2 separate regions of the Homo sapiens genome follow, and region 2 is linked to region 1. Evidence: chromatin loops called from intact Hi-C (ENCODE). Cell type or tissue: endothelial cell of umbilical vein. All regions are shown on one strand. Each heading gives the region's core, and the rest is flanking DNA. Links, peaks and the distances in the headings are about the cores only.

Region 1 (11,131 bases), core at 1,861-9,860:
GTAAGTCTGTGTTCTAGATACCCCACAAAGTAGATAAAAAGATTAGTCCTTCTCATGGCACAGAAAAGAAGGAGCACCGGTGGATTTGAATAGGGAAGGGCTATGATAAATGCAGCATTTCAGAAGGATTTTTGACAACTATGTAGCCATTCATTCATTTGTTGTAGAAATATTTGTTAGTTACCCTCTATGTGCCAGATGCTGAGAAAGAATTAAACTGTGAATAAGATGCAAGAGATGCACATGCAGACAAATAATAGCAAGACTAAGGGTTCGTGAAAAAGAAGGAAAACTGTGACACAAATAGGGACATTCATTGGTGGCAGGAGAAACTGGAATTCAGAGAATAGACAGAGAGTATTTTTTGTAGTAAATCCATTGGCGGTTCTGTGACTTCCTAAAAAAGGAAAAGTATCAGGGCAATTGTAGAGAAAATGACGGAGAATGTAGCAGGCATTGTTAGTTGCCTAAACCAGTAGGCTTGCTAACAAAATTCCAGTTTATTTGGGATTGCAATGGGGCCAGCCCCAGAGATGAAAATATGATACACGTGACACAACCAATCAAGACAATCATTTTCTTTGCCTGATATATCCAGCCTCTCTTGAAGCTAGAAGAAACTGTGTGGAGCTATATATGGCCAAAGATATTTTCAGAAATACGATGGGGATGGAGATATGAATGTAGTTCTCTCTGATAAAAATAAATATCATTTGTTCCTACCTTGTATATTGAAGCATAGCCCAAGAACATGATTCTTAGACCTTTTCTTGTGGCTGGGTGTAGTGACTTGAATAAAGAAAAAGAGGCAGTATGATCACAATAGCTGAGCAAAACAATGGGGAAACCCTGGAACTTTATTGCCTAACTAAGCTCCTGAACAAGCCCTGTAATTACAGGCCACTGTTTTGTTTTGTTTTGTTTTGTTTTTCTTTTACTTTAAGTTCTGGGGTACATGTGCAGAACACGCAGGTTTGTTACATAGGTATACATTGGCACGGTGGTTTGCCACACCTATCAATCCGTCATCTAGGTTTTAAGCTCTGCATGCATTAGGTATTTGTCCTAATGCTCTCCCTCCTCAGCCCCCCACTCCCCCGACAGGCCAGTGTGCGATATTCCCTTCCCTGTGTCCATGTGTTCTCATTGTTCAGCTCTCACTCATGAGTGAGAACATGCAGCGTTTGGTTTTCTGTTCCTGTATTAGTTTGCTGAGGATGATGGTTTCCAGCTTCATCCATATCCCTGCAAAGGACTTGAACTCATATTTTTATGGCTGCATAGTATTCCATGGTGTATATGTGCCACATTTTCTTTATCTGGTCTATCATTGATGAGCATTTGGGTTGGTTCCAAGTCTTTGCTATTGTAAATAGTGCTGCAATAAACATACGTGTTCATGTGTCTTTATAGTACAGTGATTTATAATCCTTTGGGTATATACCCAGTAATAGGATTCTGGGTCAAATGGTATTTCTGTTTCTAGATTGTTGAGGAATCACCACACTGTCTTCCACAATGGTTGAAGTAATTTACACTCCCACTGCACTGTTTTGTTTTAAGTTTATGATTATTTGGATTTTTCTAGGCACTCTTATTCAATATTCTACTACATGTAGCTACAATCTTTCCTGTTACAATAAGTGTAACACTGTATAAAAGCACTGTCCTAAAAGAAACAGAAATGGCAAGTGGCAATGGGTTTAGCTGGTGACATATTTAAATTTTTTTATTATACATATTTAAATTAAAGGAGTAGTTCTAAAAGTGAATATGATATAAATGGTTCGAAAATACCACATGGAAGAGTCATTCTAAGTTGGCCGATAAGGTTTGAGTAATGTTTCATGTACAACAGGAAAGGAGATTTCTAAGAGAATGCCTAAGATAATTTGCTGTTGACCTTGTTTTTGTCAACATTTCCTTCTAAGCTTTTTGGTTAAAGACAAAGAAAACATACATACTATATTGCAAGTGAATCACATATTAGATAGTTGATACCTTGCTTCAAATAATTGAGACTCTAAAAATATTTCGGCTAGAAAAATAACCTAAAATATAGCAGATGAAACAAAATATTGGAAAAAATATAAGCTTTTAGAATTAGATCCCTTAAACAAGCACTTAAACAATGCAGCTAAATGTTACAATTCAATAGCAGTTGATGTGAAAATGACATATGTTATTTGGCTACTTTAAAACTCAATGTAAGTCAAATGTATATTCATTCATTCATTCATTCATTCATTTATCCGAGCCTCATGTTAGATAATGGACATAGGCACACTCAGAAAACAAGACATCCAAAGAGCTTAAAATGTGTTGAAAGGATTAATAAGTAAATTACTGATCACAATACGGTTGATAAATGTTTTAGTGATACTATACTTTAAAGGTATATATGTAGAACCTTTCCTTTTGTAGGTAAAATACACCCTAGCAAACATACTAGCTATTAATAACATCATGAAAGTTCCTAAATATCAAACCTTTATTCATGTATTCCCCAAATAATTATTAAACACCAACTATGTGTAAGGCTCTGTCTTCCTTGGGGCATTTTAATATTTAGGTGAAGAATAATAGAAGGAGTAGCCAGCAAGTTAGGAGTAACATTCTTTCAGCAAAGAGGGATGTTTCAGAAGTCAATGAAGGAGTAACTCAAGATGAGAAGCTTTATCAACTAGGATTTACATTCATGTGAGAGATGGATAAAGAAAAGGAATAAGAATTGACCATTGGATCTGGGGGGATGGCAGTAGTTGGGAACTTTGTGGATTCAGTAGATGGATGTGGATTAAATAATAACTGAACATAACTGGGGGTAAGCAATTGAAGGAAGCAAGCACAGAAAAATAATGTTAAAAGTTTGTATGTACAGTCCAATGAGAAATGAAGTTGTAGCTGGAGAGGCAACTTGTCTGAGGAGGATTTTAAAAATAGACAATATCGTAGCTCAATGTGTAATGCGAAATCCCATGGAGAAGGTGATTTGATGATAAAAGAGGAAAAAGGGATTAGTGTAAAGAATTAAGATATGGAATAAGGCAGAGAACATGAAATTATAGTTCTTCTTTACACATGTAATGATAGCTCTCCCATTTTAATAGAAAATAATACAGAACATATGAGTATTTTTGAAGGTGGGTTTGTGGAATTAGTGATCTTCTAAGTGCTACTGTTTTCTCAATGAAATAAGAAGCAGGCCATCTTTTGAGGCTAGGAAGTGGAAAATTTGATAAGAAAGAAGAGATTTAATACAATATTTTGTTAATCAGGATACACCATGTGATGCTAAAGTAACAAAACAAGTTTCAGTGGCTTAATACATAATGTATTTCTCAGTCATGTTAAATGTCCAGCATATGTTAGCAAGGAGATCCTTCTTACTGTAGTCATTCAAAGACCAAGGTCTACAGAGAATCCATCTTAACACATTACTGCAAACACACTGACACAGTGAGAAGAATGTGTTCACTGTGCACTGACTTTTAAATCTTCTGCCTGTGCTAATTGTTATGTGGGTTACAAAATAAGTAGAGTTATGTAATATATTATGCATATCTAACACACAAATTAAGCCATGTGTTCTTCGTTGGAAGTCACTTAAGAATAGGAATTACATTATATAGCAATCATACAATAGATACATTCAACGCATTTTAGCAAACCTATGACAAGTCATTTTAAGACCTTTTCCTGATTCTTAATAATGTTTGTGAGTTATAGATAATGTACGTCACTTTCAATGGAAATTTTGGATTAAGTTGTCTCTCTAAACATTCATTTTAGAATCTATTTCTGAGGTAAGATGCAAGTGAAAACTAAGACTTTCCGGCTGTGCATGGTGGCTCAGCACTTTTGGAGGCGGAGGCAGGTGGATCACTTGAGGTCAGGAGTTCAAGAATAGCCTGGCCAACATGGTGAAACCCCATCGCTACTAAAAATACAAAAAAATTAGCCACATGTGGTGGCGTGCACTTGTAGTCCTAGCTACTTGGGAGACTGAGGCAAGAGAATCACTTGAACCCGAGTGGCAGAGGTTGGCAGTGAGCCGAGATGGCACCACTGCACTCCAGCCTGGGCGACAGAGTGAGACTGTGTCAAAAAACAAACAAACAAACAAAACTAAGACTTTCCACCTCAAGCCACTTATAATTTAAATCACAATCTTATTTGATAAGAAATATTTAGCTTAGCAAATCTTCGAAAGAACCTTAGTGAGAAGTGGTTAATTTGAAAGATAGAATTCATCCTCACTAATAGTCCATTTGTTCATTTCTACATCCAAATTCTTACCACTGGGCAAGCTGCTCATTGGGCTCCTTATAGATTTTAAATTTCATTAGAGTAGCAAAAATTAAGTTGTATTTCTAGTAAAGAGTACATAACTCCACAGCATACGGTCACTTACTACAGCAATTCAAGTCAGACTTAAAAGCCTATTGTAAGAAATGGAGTATTTCTACTAAAGTAAGTTTGGAGAACTGTGTTATTAAGTCAGAAAGAAGCCAAACAATAACAACTGGAATATCTTCAGGAATTGACTTCCAAATAGAGAAAGAGCTAGGTATACATAGCTTGTAAGCCAATGAGGAAGGAGAATAAGAAAACCACCTAACATCATCTGAAGTGTATGATATGTAAATATCACAGGAGAGAAGTTAAAAGGTATTATTCATGAATACTGAACACACACATATTATGAAAACATTTCTTGCAAAAAAAGAATCACTGAGCACAGAGATTAATCTCTTCTGGAAAACATTGGAAACCCAGTTGCCTGAACCAATTAAAATTGAATTGACCACAGTAACATTTTACATCAGCTAACAAACAGGGCTCAGGTAGGAAGAAGTATCCAATGGATTATTTCCCTACTCAAATATCAATGTTTTTGTGAAATGAATCTGCAGAGAATAAAACATTACAATCTCAAATATAATCTACTCATTTATTTTAAGTAAAAGATTGTTTCCTTCACCCTCTCCATATGGGAAAATATCATGTGAACATAAACAGAGAAGGGTAGTAATTACAGAAAGAAGTGTTTGTAACAAAACAGAGCAGGAGAAAATTCAGTGTCTGAATAGACTTTCAAGTAATGGGTAGAAGGAGAACATAGTTGGGTTAGATGACTGGTGAAAAATGAAATTTAGAAGCTAAATATATGTCCCTGAATTCACTCCATTCATCCAGGAAATCTCATATTATAAAGTCAAGATAAAAAACAAATTAAAGAAATAAACATCTCCCATTTAATTTTATCAATACAAGCATCAAATCTGGCAATAGTTATTGGGAAGCTAGGAACACTCGATTAGAATATCTGCATTGATCATTATAATCAATGATGGCTTCACTACCCAGCCCTATGTTACTAAAGGTAGAAAAATGCCCAAGGAAAATCTCAGTTCTTTAAACAGCAAGAGTCAGAAGTATTTATGGTATCATTCTTCTTGTCTAATATATGTGGTGAGCTACCCAGAAGTCGGAGTGAAAAATATTTCAGGAAATTTGATTCCCTAAGTACTCTGACCAATCTCACAGCTCACATCTATCTATGTTTGTTTAAAGCCAGCCCTGATCTTCACTTTGCTAAAAATCAGTTGAATGTTAATCTACTGAAGAAAGAAATCATGAGAGAACTTGAGCAGAAAGTTCTAAATTCCATAAACATGATGGCTAATACCTTCAGATTCTACTTTTGAAGAAACTTCTGTAAATGTTTGGGCTCCACCTTTTTCTCTGTTGCCACCATAATGCAGGTTAAATAAAAAGCAAGTAAAAGCAAAAGGGTAAATAAATTTAAATAATAAAAATACAAGTATAGGCCGGGCATGGTGGCTCACGCCTGTAATCCCAGCACTTTGGGAGACCGAGGCAGGCAGATCACGAGGTCAAGAGATGGAGACCATCCTGGCCAACATGGTGAAAACCTGTCTCTACTAAAATTACAAAGATTAGGTGGGCATGGTGGTACCAGCTGTAGTCCCAGCTACTTGGGAGGCTGAGGCAGGAGAATGGCTTGGACCCGGGGGGCAGAGGTTGCAGTGAGCCGAGATTGTGCCACTGCATGCCAGACTGGTGACAGACTGAGACTCCATCTCAAAAAAATGAAATAAAATAAAAATAAAAATAAAATAGGATAAAAAAGTATAGTAGGTTGCCGCTTCATGCAACCTAAAATTACAAGTGGAATGGCATCACCTTTACTACTTTGGATATATGTTATTTTTCTACATTTTGAAGGCAATCATGCATTGCAGCGCACTATCCTGAGAAAAAGTATATTGATAATCTATTGGTTTCAGGCATAGTGTTTCAATGCAAAGTATAAATAGTGTATAAAGCAGATCTAGGATGAAAGAGGAGATAAGTGGATGTAGTCTGTAGTCTATGGTGTTAGATAAGGATAAAAAGTGCTTATCCTAGTTCCTGTGAGAGAAAAGCAACGGGAAAAAAGGGCTGTCATTAGTCATCAACTGAAACTCAATCTTAAAAGTTTGGCCTTTCCAAAAATCTGATTTGCTATTTCCCATAGTGATATGAGGTTTGAAAATGAGATGATTTTGCCTGGAGAGGAAGTGGGTGTGGGTTTTGTGGCTTCCAGACAGCGGAAGCAAAAATCATTGTGTCTCAAGCCAGGGTCATGTTTTCCCAGGCTTGGGGATGTTGATGGGACTTAGGCAAAGGCAAGAAGACAACCTGGTCGCTGGCCTTTTATTTTTCCTCCCTCATGTCAGCCGCAAGCAATTTGGTATGAAGAAAGACAGAAAGAAAAGTAAACGAGACCCATCTTTTAACCTCTCAAAGCCGGGTTCAAGATGTCATAAATGCAGCTGCCAGAAATAAAGAGAAAGGAAGTGTATCAGAGTCTAAGAAAAGCAGAAGAGGAAGAGAGGCTTTGAAAAGCCACCATAGTAATCAGTAATCTGTTTGACATCTGGCAAAGAGATACATCTGCAGGGGGCAACTGGGATGAGTAATTGAACTTTGATTTTTACATTTTCACTGAATGTCTATGTTTAGCACCTAAATTTTAAACACAGAACGATTTTTGGAAATACGCTCTTCTCTGAGAGGTTGTTTCATGGGATACAGGAAACATCTGGAGTTAGATCAAGTAAGTTTCATGGCTGCCCAGACAACTGGTGTGTTTGTACTGTTTTGTTATGGTCCTATAATGGGTAGTTACAATTCATTTGAGGGTCCTCCTAAATGTATATGGCTATGCCAGCATTTCTCAGAATCCAGCCAGAAACAAGACAAAAGCTACCTCAAAACACATGTCAGACAAGGGAATAGAACCTAAATTGAGCACCTGCAATAGAGGACTAAATTATTTAAAGTTAAAGGACACCTTCCATGTATTAGAATTACTAAAGAACAAGAAATAATTTGTTTCAATATATCTTATGATACTATGAGTAATACTTCTGTAGATTGAACTTAGTCTATTTTCTTATTCCCTAGCTTCAGATAACCTACAACAAATTGAATCAGAAGTCAAGATAATTTGCCTAAATTGCCTTAAAATGATCCTTTTAAGGTCCTTATTTTAATCCTGTATGAGGCAAATTTGCTGGTTTGTAATTAGGTCCCCCAATTTTGTTTGACAATAAACCCAGAAGTGTATGCAAGGGTAGAAATGAGGTAACAATGGAAATAACAAATATTTATTAAGTACATATTTTAATAATGGTTACATTGGCATTATAGATTAGGAGCCTTAAAATAACTCATATCCCTTTGCTTAGTTTGTCCAAAATGAATTATACACAAAGTTATTTGTCACAACATTACTAATAACAAAGAAAAACTATAGTCATCTTAAATATCCCAATAGAAATTGTTCAAATCATTTTTAGGATTGATATGATGAAATGTTACATAGCTAATATAAATTATATCTTCAGAAACTAGGTAAAATAAACAGAATACTTATAATGTTAACAATAATTTCCCTTCAGGGGGATATAAAACTGTGTATAAAATAATTTTGATATTGTATGTGTGAATACATATGTGGAGGGGAGCTATGTTTACAAAAGCAGGAAGATTCTTCTCATAGAATGTTACCAGTATAGGGTCTTTTTAATATAGCCTGGTGGATGTAATGAGTAATGAGAGGGGCTATGGCAAAGAAAGGAGACATTTATGGATGGACAAAGAAGAAGGAAATAAATCTTTTCAGGAGAATATAACTCAGGAATAAATAGACAGATTCGTTTATGCAGCATAAAATTTGCAAAAACCTACAGATAAAAAAATGTTGTGTGTTTAAGTGCAACAAATTCCAACCAGACATTCAGATTCATACTAGTTAGCTAGGGTATTTGAATAAGAAGAGATTCATTAAGAGAACTCAAAATTTGCATTAATTAGGAAGCATTTTTTATTATTTGGTTTATTGTAAATAACAATATAGAAATAACAGGAGCAAAAATGCTAATAGCTAAACTTCCAACAGGTGAGGCCAAGTCTCAGTGTAAGTGCTTTGAATGAATTAACTTATTTAAACCTTAAAGCAACCATATGATTGTACAGAAAAGTAAATGGATAACTCTCAGTTAAAAATGCATTGATCCAGTACCATGCTGTTTTGGTTACTGTAGCCTTGTAGTATAGTTTGAAGTCAGGTAGCATGATACCTCCAGCTTTGTTCTTTTGGCTTAGAATTGACTTGGCATTGTGGGCTCTTTTTTGGTTCCATATGAACTTTAAAGTAGTTTTTTCCAATTCTGTAAAGAAAGTCATTGGTAGCTTGATGGGTATGGCATTGAATCTATAAATTACCTTAGGCAGTATGGCCATTTTCACGATATTGATTCTTCCTACCCATGAGCATGGAATGTTCTTCCATTTGTTTGTATCCTCTTTTATTTCATTGAGCAGTGGTCTGTAGTTCTCCTTGAAGAGGTCCTTCACGTCCCTTGTAAGTTGGATTCCTAGGTATTTTATTCTCTTTGAAGCAATTGTGAATGGGAGTTCAGTCATGATTTGGCTCTCTGTTTGTCTGCTATTGGTGTATAAGAATGCTTGTGATTTTTGTACATTGATTTTGTATCCTGAGACTTTGCTGAAATTGCCTATCAGCTTAAGGAGATTTTGGGCTGAGATGATGGGGTTTCTTAGATATACAATCATGTCATCTGCAAACAGGGACAATTTGACTTCCTCTTTTCCTAATTGAATACCCTTTATTTCCTTCTCCTGCCTGATTGCCCTGGCCAGAACTTCCAACACTGTGTTGAATAGGAGTGGTGAGAGAGGGCATCCCTGTCTTGTGCCAGTTTTCAAAGGGAATGCTTCCAGTTTTTGCCCATTCAGTATGATATTGGCTGTGGGTTTGTCATATATAGCTCTTATTATTTAACAGAGATATAGACCAATGGAACAGAACACAGCTGTCAGAAATAATACCACACATCTACAACCATCTGATCTTTGACAAACCTGACAAAAACAAGAAATGGGGAAACAATTCCCTATTTAATAGATGGTGCTGGGAAAACTGGCTAGCCATATGTAGAAACCTGAAACTGGATCCCTTCCTTACACCTTATACAAAAATTAATTCAAGATGGATTAAAGACTTAAATGTTAGACCTAAAACCATAAAAACCCTAGAAGAAAACCTAGGCAATACCATTCAGGACATAGGCATGGGCAAGGACTTCATGTCTAAAACAACAGAAGCAATGGCAACAAAAGCCAAAATTGATTGACAAATGGGATCTAATTAAACTAAAGAGCTTCTGCACAGCAAAAGAAACTACCATCAGAGTGAACAGGCAACCTACAGAATGGGAGAAGATTTTTGCAATCTACTCATCTGACAAAGAGCTAATATCCAGAAAATGATCTCCAACAAATTTAGAAGAAAAAAACAACCCCATCAAAAAGTGGGGAAAGGATATGAACAGACACTTCTCAAAAGAGACGTTTATGCAGCCAAAAGACACATGAAAAAATGTTTATCATCACTGGCCATCAGAGAAATGCAAATCAAAACCACAATGAGATACCATCTCACACCAGTTACAATGGCGATCATTAAAAAGTCAGGAAACAACAGGTGCTGGAGAGGATGTGGAGAAATAGGAACACTTCTACACTGTTGGTGGGACTGTAAACTAGTTCAACCATTGTGGAAGTCAGTGTGGCGATTCCTCAGGGATCTAGAACTAGAAATACCATTTGACCCAGCCATCCCATTACTGGGTATATACCCAAAGGATTATAAATCATGCTGCTATAAAGACACATGTGCACGTATGTTTATTGCGGCACTATTCACAATAGCAAAGACTTGGAACCAACCCAAATGTCCAACAATGATAGACTGGATTAAGAAAATGTGGCACATATACACCATGGAATACTATGCAGCCACAAAAAGGATGAGTTCCTGTCCTTTGTAGGGACATGGATGAAGCTGGAAACCATCATTCTCAGCAAACTATCACAAGGACAAAAAACCAAACACTGCATGTTCTCACTCATAGGTGGGAATTGAACAATGAGAACACATGGACACAGGAAGGGGAACATCACACACCGGGGCTTGTTGTGGGGTGGGGGGAAGGGGGAGGGATAGCATTTGGAGATATACCTAATGTTAAATGACAAGTTACTGGGTTCAGCACACCAACATGGCACATGTATACATATGTAACTCACCTGCACAATGTGCACATGTACCCTAAAACTTAAAGTATAATAAAAAAGGAAAAAAATGTATTGCTCCATAGATAGATAGATAGATGCATGTGTGCATGCATATGCATGTGGTAGCATTCAGCTAGTAGGAAAGAGAGTTGAGATCTAGTCAATCTGACTTCAGTTGCCTACTCGTCATCATTGACAGTTATACTATATGTATTAGTCCGTTCTCATGCTGCTAATGAAGACATCCCCATGATGGGGTGATTTATAAAGGAAGGAGGTTTAATTGACTCACAGTTCAGCATAGCTGGGAAGGCCCCAGAAATTTACAGTCATGGTGGAAGGTAAAGGGGAAGCAAGGCACCTTCTTCACAAGGTGACAGGAAGGAGAAGAGCAAGCAGGAGAAATGCCAGACGCTTATGAAACCATCCGATCTCTTGACACTCACTTTTTATCACC
Region 2 (11,131 bases), core at 927-8,926, 220 kb before region 1:
ACAGTTTTGCCATTAAATAAAATTATCTATGCTGGCATTTCAACAATACCTGGCACATATTAATTAGCTATGTTAACTCTTAAAATTGCTATGACTATTGGAGAATTTGATTAATGCTATTGATCTTATTTATTGAAAACTATATAGTTGCACATAAAATCAAAATTTTGAAGACAAAGATCAGAGTTTTCTCAGACTTCTTAAAGCTTGAAACTTCTAGCTTAAGAGATCTATTGAAATTCTTAAAGATTCAAGTAATAGGTAAAAAGAATTGCCCTATTTCTAATAGTTTTTCTTGAAAACAAATTGGTTATCAACTTCCTAAGTCAACTCAGCAAATACAACAACTTTTTAAAATAAATTATAATATAGTGAGCTGAGGAAATGTTATTGTAGTAATCTTAATTATATAAGATCATATGAACCCACTTTTTAAATATAGAGGGCAAGAATATTGCTCATATAAAGCAATCTGTTTAAATTATTGATAACAGAGTTATGGAACATGTTAGAAGTAAAGATTTTTAATAAAAAGGCATATAGCATTTCTGCACACATAGAGATATGTTGGATAGATAAGGATAAATAATAATTCTGAAGCTCCATTCTTTTCCTTGCTTGTCTACAGTGCTGTTCCTTGAGAAGTTTCAGAAGAAAAATAGGTGGATTGGATGTGAGTGACTGAGTTAGGAAGCCATTAGGTATCTAAGAACCAACATTCTTAGATATAGCCCTACACTTCTCACAAACATGAGAGAGAAATCATAGAGGAGGCCTATAGGAGAGTGACAGAGTTAAAAAGAAATTCAAGAATAGTGAAAGAAGGCACATAGAGAAAAGAAGAGAGAGAGGCCATGTCTAGACTAATAACATTCTGAGGACAGAGGAATGCAGATAGAAATAGGAGAAGGTTTTGGAAAAAATATTTCATAGGGCAAGAGTAGACCAAGAATAAAAAAGAATCTTGAAAATTATCAGTATACTTCAACCAAACCACAGGAAATTTATAGTTAAAAAAAGAATAGACTTTCAATGGAAGCAAAAGAAGTCGACATGATCATCATCATCCTCTGTCTTCTGTTAGAGTATAAACACAGGCACAAGGGCTTTAGCCAGACCACTGGATGCATAGAACCGAACTGAGAATGGTGGTACCAGTGGATAGATGGGCCAAATGAGAAAGCAAAACATTAAGGACAAACCTAAATTGAGACATAAGAGCATGCCTGAATCCATGAATTTATTTAAATATTTTAAAAAGAAAGTATAAAATTACTAATGAATTTTAAAATTCATCTCAGAAAACAGCAGACCATGAAGATTATTTTTAATATATTCAGTGCTTAAAAGAAAATTGATAGGTTGGGCTAAATCATAGAATACAGAATTACCTATTTCTTGTCCAATATTGCAGGCATGTGTGTTCTTCCTACCTCCCACTAAAATACATTATTAATAATACAGTAATACCTTCTCAACTACAAATTTTGCTTCATATGGATAAAACATATAATTTTGGATTTTTTTATAAATGTGAGGATTTTGTTTCCCTTATATCTACGATGTGGACTTTTCCCCATGAGAATAATTAAGAAACCTGGAAAATGGTCATGGCAACTAGGAGACGGAGCCAAACAGCACCCAAGTGTGCATGAGGCTTTTGCTATCACTAATGGAGGAATAAAAGAAGTAGGAGAAAGTAAAGTCAGATTTGAACTACATGGTCTTATGTGCTAGGATATATGGGGCAGGTATGAATAAGAGGGACTGAACAGATAATGCTTTTGTCCTTCTATGAGACCATAATAGTTCCGAAAGGTGATAGATCAGTATTCTTAAGTACAACATCAGAGAGCTTTAGACTTTCGAATGGACAACAAAGTGTAGAAAAATCATGCCTGTTAATTAAATAATATCATCAACAAAGCTCAATTGTTTACAAGCAACTTATTATAACTGTAGAATAAGGAAAGCATGTAATTATTATTAAGGGAAGAATAAATAGAAATTAAATGAACAGTATATAAATTATTGATTAAAATATATAAGATATAATTGATTATTTACTTATTGTTTTATTTAATATATTGAGTACCAAATAGGTCAAGGACTTGGCTAGGCAATTTTAAAAATGTTATTTTATTTTTATATTTTAAGAGCTTTTTAAAAGAAGAATTTTAGGTTCACACCAAAATTGAGAGGAAGGTAAGACATCCCATATACTCCCTCTCCCTATATGTTCATGACCTCCCTCATTAACAACATCCCCCAACAGAGTGGTGCATTTGTAATAAATGACAAATCTATGTTAATACAACATTATCACTTAATGACCATAGTTTACATTAGGATTCATTCTTCTACATAGATTTGAGACCAGGTAATTTTAATACATTATCTCTTAATTTTGAAACAGCCACAGTGTAACTTAAGCTTTGCTAAAATAAATGATATATTTAAATCATAAAACTGACAAGTGATAAACTCACAAGTGACAATAACCATTATCTTTCATTGAGGTCATAGTGCAAGGTTGGTACAAAGATAAATCGGCTATTTATATTACCTTGTTTAATCCTCATATTAACCTTATAAGAGAGGTGTTATTGTTTCCATTTTAAAGATTAGGAAACTGTGGTTTATAAATGCTAAGAAACATGCAAGGATCACCCAACCATTAAATGATAAAGCTTGTATTTAAACCCATGCCAACAAAAGATGTAAATCTTACCTTTAAAATGTGAGTTATTACAGCAATCATATCTATCAGAAAAGCAGAATTTCTGTGACTAACAAAGTATAAGGGTTTATTTTTAGGAATTAGACCTTACACAATTATGGGGGCTGGTTAAGAAGTCTGTGTGGCCAGGCGCAGTGGCTCATGCCTGTAATCCCAGCACTTTAGGAGGCCAAGGTGAGTGGATCACTTGAGACCAGGAGTTTGAGAACAGCCTGGTCAACATAGTGAAACTCCATCTCTACTAAATACAAAAATTAGCCGGGCATGGTGGCACATGCTTGTAATCTCAGCTACTTGGGAGGCTCGCTTGAACCGGGAGGCAGAGGCTGCAGTGAGCCAAGATTGAGCCATTGCACTCCAGTCTGGGCAACAAGAGCAAACTCTATCTCAAAAAAAAAAAAAAAAAAAAAGAAGTCTATGCAACAGCATTGTCTTTGCATTTGGTGTTGGGTGGGCCTGAATGATCCATAAGTTAGCTGGGGCATCTGATGGGTAGGGTAACTCAAGTGTAGGAGAGCAAAGACCATCAGAAACTTATGAAGTCATACATCTTCACAGATACCCACATCCGTATCTCATGATTGCCAACTCTGATGGTGCAGGTGACCTGCAAGAGAATTTGGCACCTTTTGCCATGGAGCTAATTACATATCTGGCCCAGGATTTGCAGAATTTGAAGGGAGAAGCCTGGTAAGATTGGGGGTAGCTGTGGGCCAGGCAGCTTTCCCTCACTCAGCTAACTGTTTCAGTACATTAATGAAGACACGTGCAAGATGTCATGGTGCCTATCACACTATGTCTGTCTTCTGAGTGTCAAACTGGTTCTTCCTTCATCTCTTTCCAAAAATCTTGCAAATCTCTCTGTATGCATCTCTCACTTGGAACCACATAGAGAAGAGAATTCTACAAAAAGTATCAGTTGAGCTAAGTTTTATCACCACAGGGACCTAGTGAGAATATATCATGAAAATACACACATGTAGGTGCATGTGCATGTGTCTGTGTGTTCACTTTTGACATTCGTTTTATTGATTTTTTTCCCCATTAGTTGTGAGTTTCTTCAACTCTTACTTTCCTCAACTTCATCAGCTCTCTTAATCATAGTGGTTTTCAGCAACGCCATGATTAGAGTGGGACTACTGAATGCAGTATTTTCTTTGAAGAGCAGAATAGCCATAATAATAGAATTTAAAATAACATAATAATTATTATTCAATTGTCCAACCCAAATAACAATAATAAATAACCCAAATAACAATAAATCTCTAACCCAAATAACAATAAATAAAATTGTTGCATAGTTTCACTTAACAGTTCCTGGAAGTAAAACTGCATCGTATTTTGCATTGACACGTCCAATCAATCTGTAGTGGCTGTTGAAAGTGCTGCCTCAAGACAACCTCTGAAGAACATATGAGGTCAATGGGCTTGAGGGTGATTAATTACCAATGCGTTTCAAAGATTCTAATCAAAGAGTGAGTCACATATGCTGCACAATAGATATTGCATTCACACTTTAAAAAACAATCATTATACATAGATAGCTACCGTCACCCATCTCATGCCCTGGTTATTAGTAATACAGAAGTCCTTCCTGTGACCTGAATACTTTGCTTCTACTAATGCAGCCTAAATTTGCCTTTTCTTTTTCAGCCACAAATTACATTAAATCCCCAAGATTGTAACTGCGTGTTCTGGTTGCAAACAAGGACTTTGTCATCCTATACTTAGTTGAATTTCTGAAGCAAAGCAAAGGACTCTTTATATTGATTTTGTAAGGGAGATACTATTGTTCCCATTTTATGGATAAGGAAATTGAGGCGCCTAAATGCTAAGTAACTTGCAAGCATCACTTAACCAGTAGATGGCAAAGTTTACATTTAAACAAACCCATGACAACAAAAGGTTGGCATTTTATATATTTCTATGTGTCTGTTTTGACCCATTGTTTCAGCCTGTTGACAAACATTTTGAATATCATAGTGATCAACTGGATATTTTTTAGATGACCTATCTGTCTGAGCCTGCTAGAATGAGTTTTTGCTTTCCAAGTAAAAGTGTTTTAAGCAGTTCTCCATAGCTATAAGAACACCATTCTGTCATTTGGTTCTCCCACTTCTTGGTTGACCTCATATGTTTCCTTTTTTTTTTTTTTTTTTTTGTGAGACAGAGTCTCACTCTGTCACCCAGGCTGGAGTGCAGTGGCGCAATCTCAGCTCACTGCAAACTTCGCCTCCCAGATTCAAGCTATTTTCCTGCCTCAGCCTCCGGAGTAGCTGGGATTACAGGTGCCTGCCACCACGCCCAGCTAATTTTTGTAGTTTTAGTAGAGACAGGGTTTCCCCATCTTGGCTAAGCTGGTCTTGAACTCCTGACCTTGTGATCCACCTGCCTCGGTCTCTCAAAGTGCTGGGATTACAGGCATGAGCCAGCATGCCTGGCCTATTTCCTTTCTAAAAATATTTAAGAAATTTAAGTAATTTTTAAATTAATATCCACTTCCTTGAGGTTCAAAATCAACATTATACTCTGACATCTCGCTTTATGTATGAATTTTTGAAGGGTAAGGCCTTCTTTTGTTTTCTTTCTTGAAATGCATATCCTTCCTTCTTAAGTTGTTTTTGCACTTTCTCTTTTACATTAGCAAACCTTCAGTGATTAACACTGAACACTATGTAATCATCCCCTGATCCATATAATTGGGGCATTCATTATATTCACCACATAAGGTTGTTGAGATGATAAAAGCACAAAATAATTCATGTAGCACGCTGAATAGAATGCTGAAAATGCTCACTTTGAGTTAACTCTTGATTACTAGTCATGTGGCTTATCTGTTCTTCAGATATCTCTTTTGATTTTTGTCCAGGTCCCTGAAATCATCTCTTAGATAATTATCTTTTGCTTCTGGCCCTATTACTTTCTTCTTTCCTCACTGTGTTGGACACAAAGTGTATCAGAGTGAGCATAATACCAGAAAACAGGAAATGTGTAGGGTGATCAATAGGCTTGAAGGGATAAAAGGCTTACTGCGCCTATTAATTTTAAAAGGGGAAGATACCAGCTCCCTGCTACACCTAAAGACATGAGTGAGAGACTTCTGGTCATCACAAGGAAGGTCTGGAGTTGCTATCTATGCTCAGAAGCCGGAAGTGTTAAATGCTTTTCACTGAATGGGATGTTTGGCCTTAAGTGCCATGATAGTCAGGTGAAATCAATGCAATGAGCAACACAGCAGAAGAATCATGAGGGTTACTTGGTGGGGATATGGAGCAACAGGAATAGTGGGGCTCATAAGCTATATTCATATGCAGTCTGGAAGCATTTTATATGGATTTGAAATACAATATCATAATGTAATATAAAGCTATAATCGGTTGTGCCCAATTTGAAAGTATGTGATATCTCCCAGATCTTCAGAATTTATCGAGGAATACAAAATTTCCAAGATTACAATTTAGATAACTTATATACTGTACTTTAATATTATTAAAAGGAAGTGCCATTTATATGGCAAATAGAAATACTAACAATCCTTGTTGGTATTACTTGAATCTCACAGTTATTTCCCTGTGTTGAAACTTCTGCAGATGCTTTGGTGATGCAAGCTCTGTGCTTACACTATTATTATAATTTAAAATCTTCTTAAATGTTCTACAACACTGCTGTGTAAAAGCTAGAGATAATGCAGTAAAATGCACTAAGAGATCAATAACCTGGAAAGGAAGTTAAATAACATAAAAATGCCACAAAGAAGACCAAATGACCTCCATAATATGCCATACATTTAATTTAAGAGTGAGTAACCTGAGAAATATTAGTGATAATTCTGAGGAAACCACAAAGCATTATTAAAGAAACTATAGCTTTAATTTTACAAAAATAATCATATAACTGGTCAAGGATAATGAGAAGATGCTGACTGCAAGATCAATGCTACTGACATGTGCTTCTAACCCAAGTTACCATCTGTACTAAGGCATAAAGTATTCTTGATTTTAGAGGAGATAATATATTTAAATATACATATTTTTGCAAGAATTTACTTGTGCTTAGAAAGTATATACATATGCAAATATGTATTACAATGTTTGTAGATGCATGTGCTCTGAAAAACAACCTCCCTTTTTTATTTTAGTCTGTGAGAAAAGTACCCTTAAATGCTTTCATTCTGCTATTGTGTTATGAATTTAGAAGTCAGACTGATTTCTCTATTCTACCACTGTAAAACTCTGAGCTACAAATCTCAGATCTGTTTTCTCAAACACCCAACTTCCCAGATTTGATTGAAGAGTAAACGAAATGATGTGTGTTAAGTTCTTAATAGAGAACAAGCTCTTAACCTTCGGCACATACCATCAAAATAGTAATAGCTAATGCTACTGTAGCCCTTATGACAGGTCAGCCTTCATTCTAAATGTCTCACACGTATCATCTCCTTTAGTCCTCAAAATACTTCTCTGATGTAAATACTATACTATCACTCCCATTTTTCAGATGAGGACATTGAGCAACAAGAAAGCTAAGCAGCTTTTATAAATTCCCATGCCAGAAAGTAGCTAATTTGAACCTCAGCAATCCAGCTTTAAAAACCTGTGTACAGCTTAGTGCTTGCCATTGACAAACGTTAGCTCTCGACTTAATCCTGGGTCACTTATAAGCAGACTGCTACTTCAACCTAGATCTCCACTCATTATGTATAAGTTGTTCATCCAGCATTCAAAATGAGACCAAATTAGATATTTGGTGATGATGCTGATGAGTGATTGTCAGCAAATCGGACACTGGTTGGAGTTTGGGACTATTTTCTATATAGACGCATATGCCAAAGTTAACTATTGCTTTGAAAAGTCTTCATTAATGAAGAATAGAAAGAACCAGAAACATAAGATGAAGGACTAGGCTCTAACTAGAGATCTTGAAAAGAAGCATAATATTCCAATAGTGGTAGTGTGGAGTGGGGAAGCTTGCAGTGCACAGGGGCCAAAAATATCATGATCCTGAGAAAATTTTAAGATAGCCATGGAAAACTAAAGGCATAGGCAATATTATGCTTGAAAACTGCCTAGCATTTTAATGGAGAGCTCTTTTCTCTTGTTAGAGAATATTAAAGCATGTAACAGCTGGCCAAGGGCCAAATGCACTTGAATACCCCATGTTCTCAAAAATGGTAGGGTTGTTGTTTCTACCTGGGATAGAGCTGACCAGAAAAATGAAATCCTTTAACTACTTTGCTTTTTAAATGGCGTTTGGGGGTTTATACTCAGAGTGAACTCACTAAACCACCTGTGTTTTTATTTTACTGAAACAAAAATGCTCTTTCCAAACTCTAATTAAAGTTTGCTGTTTAAGCTAGCCTTTTATGTGGTGACTGCAGCCATGGAGTGTGAGATCCTTTAATGTCTTATTGAGCCACTACTGTTGTTCATGGATAGGGGAATAATGGAAAGCCAAAATGTACATTTATTTCTGCCCAGTGGTAAATATTTGAAATTATAGTGCTTACATTTCAGAAAGCCATTAAACATAGAATAAATTGATATGAGTTTGACCCAGTTCAGGTTTGGAATTGTTGCAGGCATCATGCATTGTGATGCTATAGAAGGAAAGCTTTCTAAAACCTGCTGGTATCACCCTGGCACAATGCTATAAAAATTCTTGAAATCTTTTATTTCTGTATTAGACTTATGACCACACAAGGTGGAAGTAAGGACAACATTGCTGAAAATGACCTAGGCATTAATGAGATGGACTGCTGTGCAGGGAGTATAGAGCTCCTGATACCGGAAGAGGGAAAATCTTTTTCTTAACTCCTGACCTCCTCAGGCACCACATTTAGAAGGTTAATAGTGTGATGAATGAGAGGCACCTGAGTTGAAACCTTGATGTGGCTTCATCTCTTGCTCATTTGAAGACCTTTAGAAAAAAAATTTTTCTTTAACTTCTCTGTGGTTATGAAACTACACAGAAGTATTGGAGGATAGAATGATATAAAATGTATAAAGCTCATAGTGATAAATTTATATACATTTTTTATGGCTCAGCTCAAATCTGCCTCCTATAAACTGACGCCTATGGCCATTCCTTCCTCTGCTTCTGTCACATGAATCTTTGTGCTGCATAATTAACAAGAGAGGAAACACTACATATGCTCTAAGAGTGTCTGCTAAGAAGGGGAGCAGCATTACATGCTTATTTACCTTTGGAAGTAAAAAAGAAAATATGCTCCCCACCCCAATAAAAAGTTATTAGGCTAACAATTTAGACCAGGGGTCAGCCAACTAGGGCTCTCAGGCCAATTCCAGCCAGCTGCTTAGGTCAATAAAGTTTTATTGGAAAACAGCTATGCCCATTTATATCCATATGTCTATGGCAACTCTACTGCCACAACAGCAAAAGTCAAGTATTTGCAGCAAAGACCGTATAACCTACTAGACCTAAAGTAGTTACCATCAAGCCTTTTACAGAAAAAGTTTGTAGACTCCACTCTATGAACGTATGCCCCTAATAAATTATATGAATCTATCGTTCTCTCAGTTGGCTTCTGTTTTATTCTGTGGTTTGAAGGTGGTTCCCAATGTTTAAAGGTCAAGAAAGCAAGGGTTTTTTCCTATTGTCTATTATATGCAATGTATGCAACTCCTTCATATGGTACAGCTAAGGAAACAGTAACCTGTTCATACATAAGAAGAAAACTGACTATTGAAAGAATTCATAGGCTGGGCGCGGTGGCTCAGGCCTGTAATCCCAGCATTTTGGGAGGCCGAGTGGGCGGATCACTTGAGGCCAGGAGTTCAAGACCAGCCTGGCCAACATGGTGAAACCCAATCTCTACTAAAAATACAAAAAAAAAGGTGGGCGTGGTGGTGTGCACCTGTAATCTTAGCTACTCAGGAGGCCGAGGCAGGAGAATCACTTGAACCCGGGAGGCAGAGGTTGCAGTGAGCTGAGATCGTGCCATTGCACTCTGCCCTTGGAAATAGACTACAACTCTGGTTTAAAAAAAAAGAAAGTATTCATAGATGGTTTGTAGATTCTTCAGTGTGCCATTACTCAGAGGAAAGACAATTATAATTTCCACTCTAAAGTGATACTCTCACTTTAGGCACTAATGTTTAAGCTTCAGTCATGCTCCCTAATACCAATTTAAGTTGTGATTCGACTATACAATACAGCACAGTTAAAAATACCTTCAGCTGTTTCTTCAGATGTTTTGCAGCATTTTTAATGTTCTGCTTTATCATCCAGTCATAATCCTACATGCTTTTAGTCAAGGTACTCAATTAAGTTCTCTTTGAGCATGCTGACTCACATATGTATCTCTAGGCCTCTGACTTCCTTGTTCCTTCTACTTGGTGTAGCAGATACCACCAGGTGTCTTTCAATATCTACCCTTCCCTTTTTCTTGGAAATAGCTTTTTTTTTTTTTTTTACCAGAACATATGCCTGCATAGCCTCCCTTTTGGCTTGGAGTGGTCATGTGATTAGGTTATGCCTAATGGAAAATATAAGGGGAGGTGGTATGTGCAACTTCTGGGTCATGACCATATAGGGAGAGATTGTCCTTCTTGCCCTGGCTAATCTTCCACTATTCTGCAGCCTAGATTGTTAATGTAATAATGAGATACCCTGGACAACACAGAAATATTCTAAGAGTAGTGGAGAAACATGATAGGTTCCAGGTTTCTGATATTGGGGAGCTGCCAGAAAAGGCATAACAGTTGTAAGCAAGAGAAACATGCCTCTGACTTCTTGAAGCTACTTTATTTGGAGTCTCTCTTTTATGAAGCAATATCTACTTTCTTTTTGTTTTTGCTGTTTTCCTGGGACAGGGTCTTGCTCTGTCACCTAGGCTGGAGTTCAGTACAGTTTCAAACTTCTGGGCTCAAGAAATCCTCTTGCCTCAGCTTCCCAAGTAGCTGGGACTACAGGTGCATGCCACCATGCCTAGCTAATATGTTTATTTATTTTATTTATTTTGTCGAGACAGAGTCTTGCTATGTTGCCCAGGTTGGTCTCAAACTCCTGGGTTCAAGTGATTCTCCTGCCTCAGCCTCCAAAAATATTGGGATTACAGGCATGAGCCTCAATGTCCTGACCAATACCTATTTTCTGATGGAAACCCAGTCACTAGCCTCAAAGTGTGTACAGTCAAGTAATTAAGTTAACTGTTTATCAACTCGTTATATCAATGAGTATGTAATTTAAGTTTAAATATATGCAGGAATCTGTATCTTATAGAGGCTTTTAAAATTTTTATTTTTATTTTTTTTCAAAAGGATCTAATCAATGTGCTGTGAGAGGAAAATAAAATTCTCTTCTGAAGTAAAGACATCGAAAGTTCTAGAATTTATTATTTATTTCTGATACTTTGCACTTTGCTCTTTTCTG

What was found. A loop is a pair of places that touch in the nucleus more often than their neighbours do. Peaks named below come from ENCODE experiments on the same cell type or tissue, not always from the same donor. Only the 100,000 strongest peaks of a DNase experiment are listed, where the experiment ranks them.
Region 2: a loop joins it to region 1, with 3 times the contacts of the local background. A loop is called at or near these places in 1 of 110 quality-filtered maps.

What each region holds. Positions count from the first base shown.
Region 1 is chr4:19,723,451-19,734,581 of GRCh38, forward strand. All of the region lies in intron 2 of LOC105374511 (a long non-coding RNA gene), which reads left to right. Among named protein-coding and RNA genes, the nearest start is that of LINC02438, 270 kb to the left of the region's middle. In endothelial cell of umbilical vein, for the core only: no CTCF peak of the experiment used is centred there; DNase peaks (open chromatin) are centred at 1,891, 6,841 and 7,021; H3K27ac peaks cover 2,176 bases.
Region 2 is chr4:19,504,422-19,515,552 of GRCh38, forward strand. The region is part of intron 1 of LOC105374511 (a long non-coding RNA gene); the gene reads left to right. Among named protein-coding and RNA genes, the nearest start is that of LINC02438, 53 kb to the left of the region's middle. In endothelial cell of umbilical vein, for the core only: no CTCF peak of the experiment used is centred there; a DNase peak (open chromatin) is centred at 4,260; H3K27ac peaks cover 384 bases.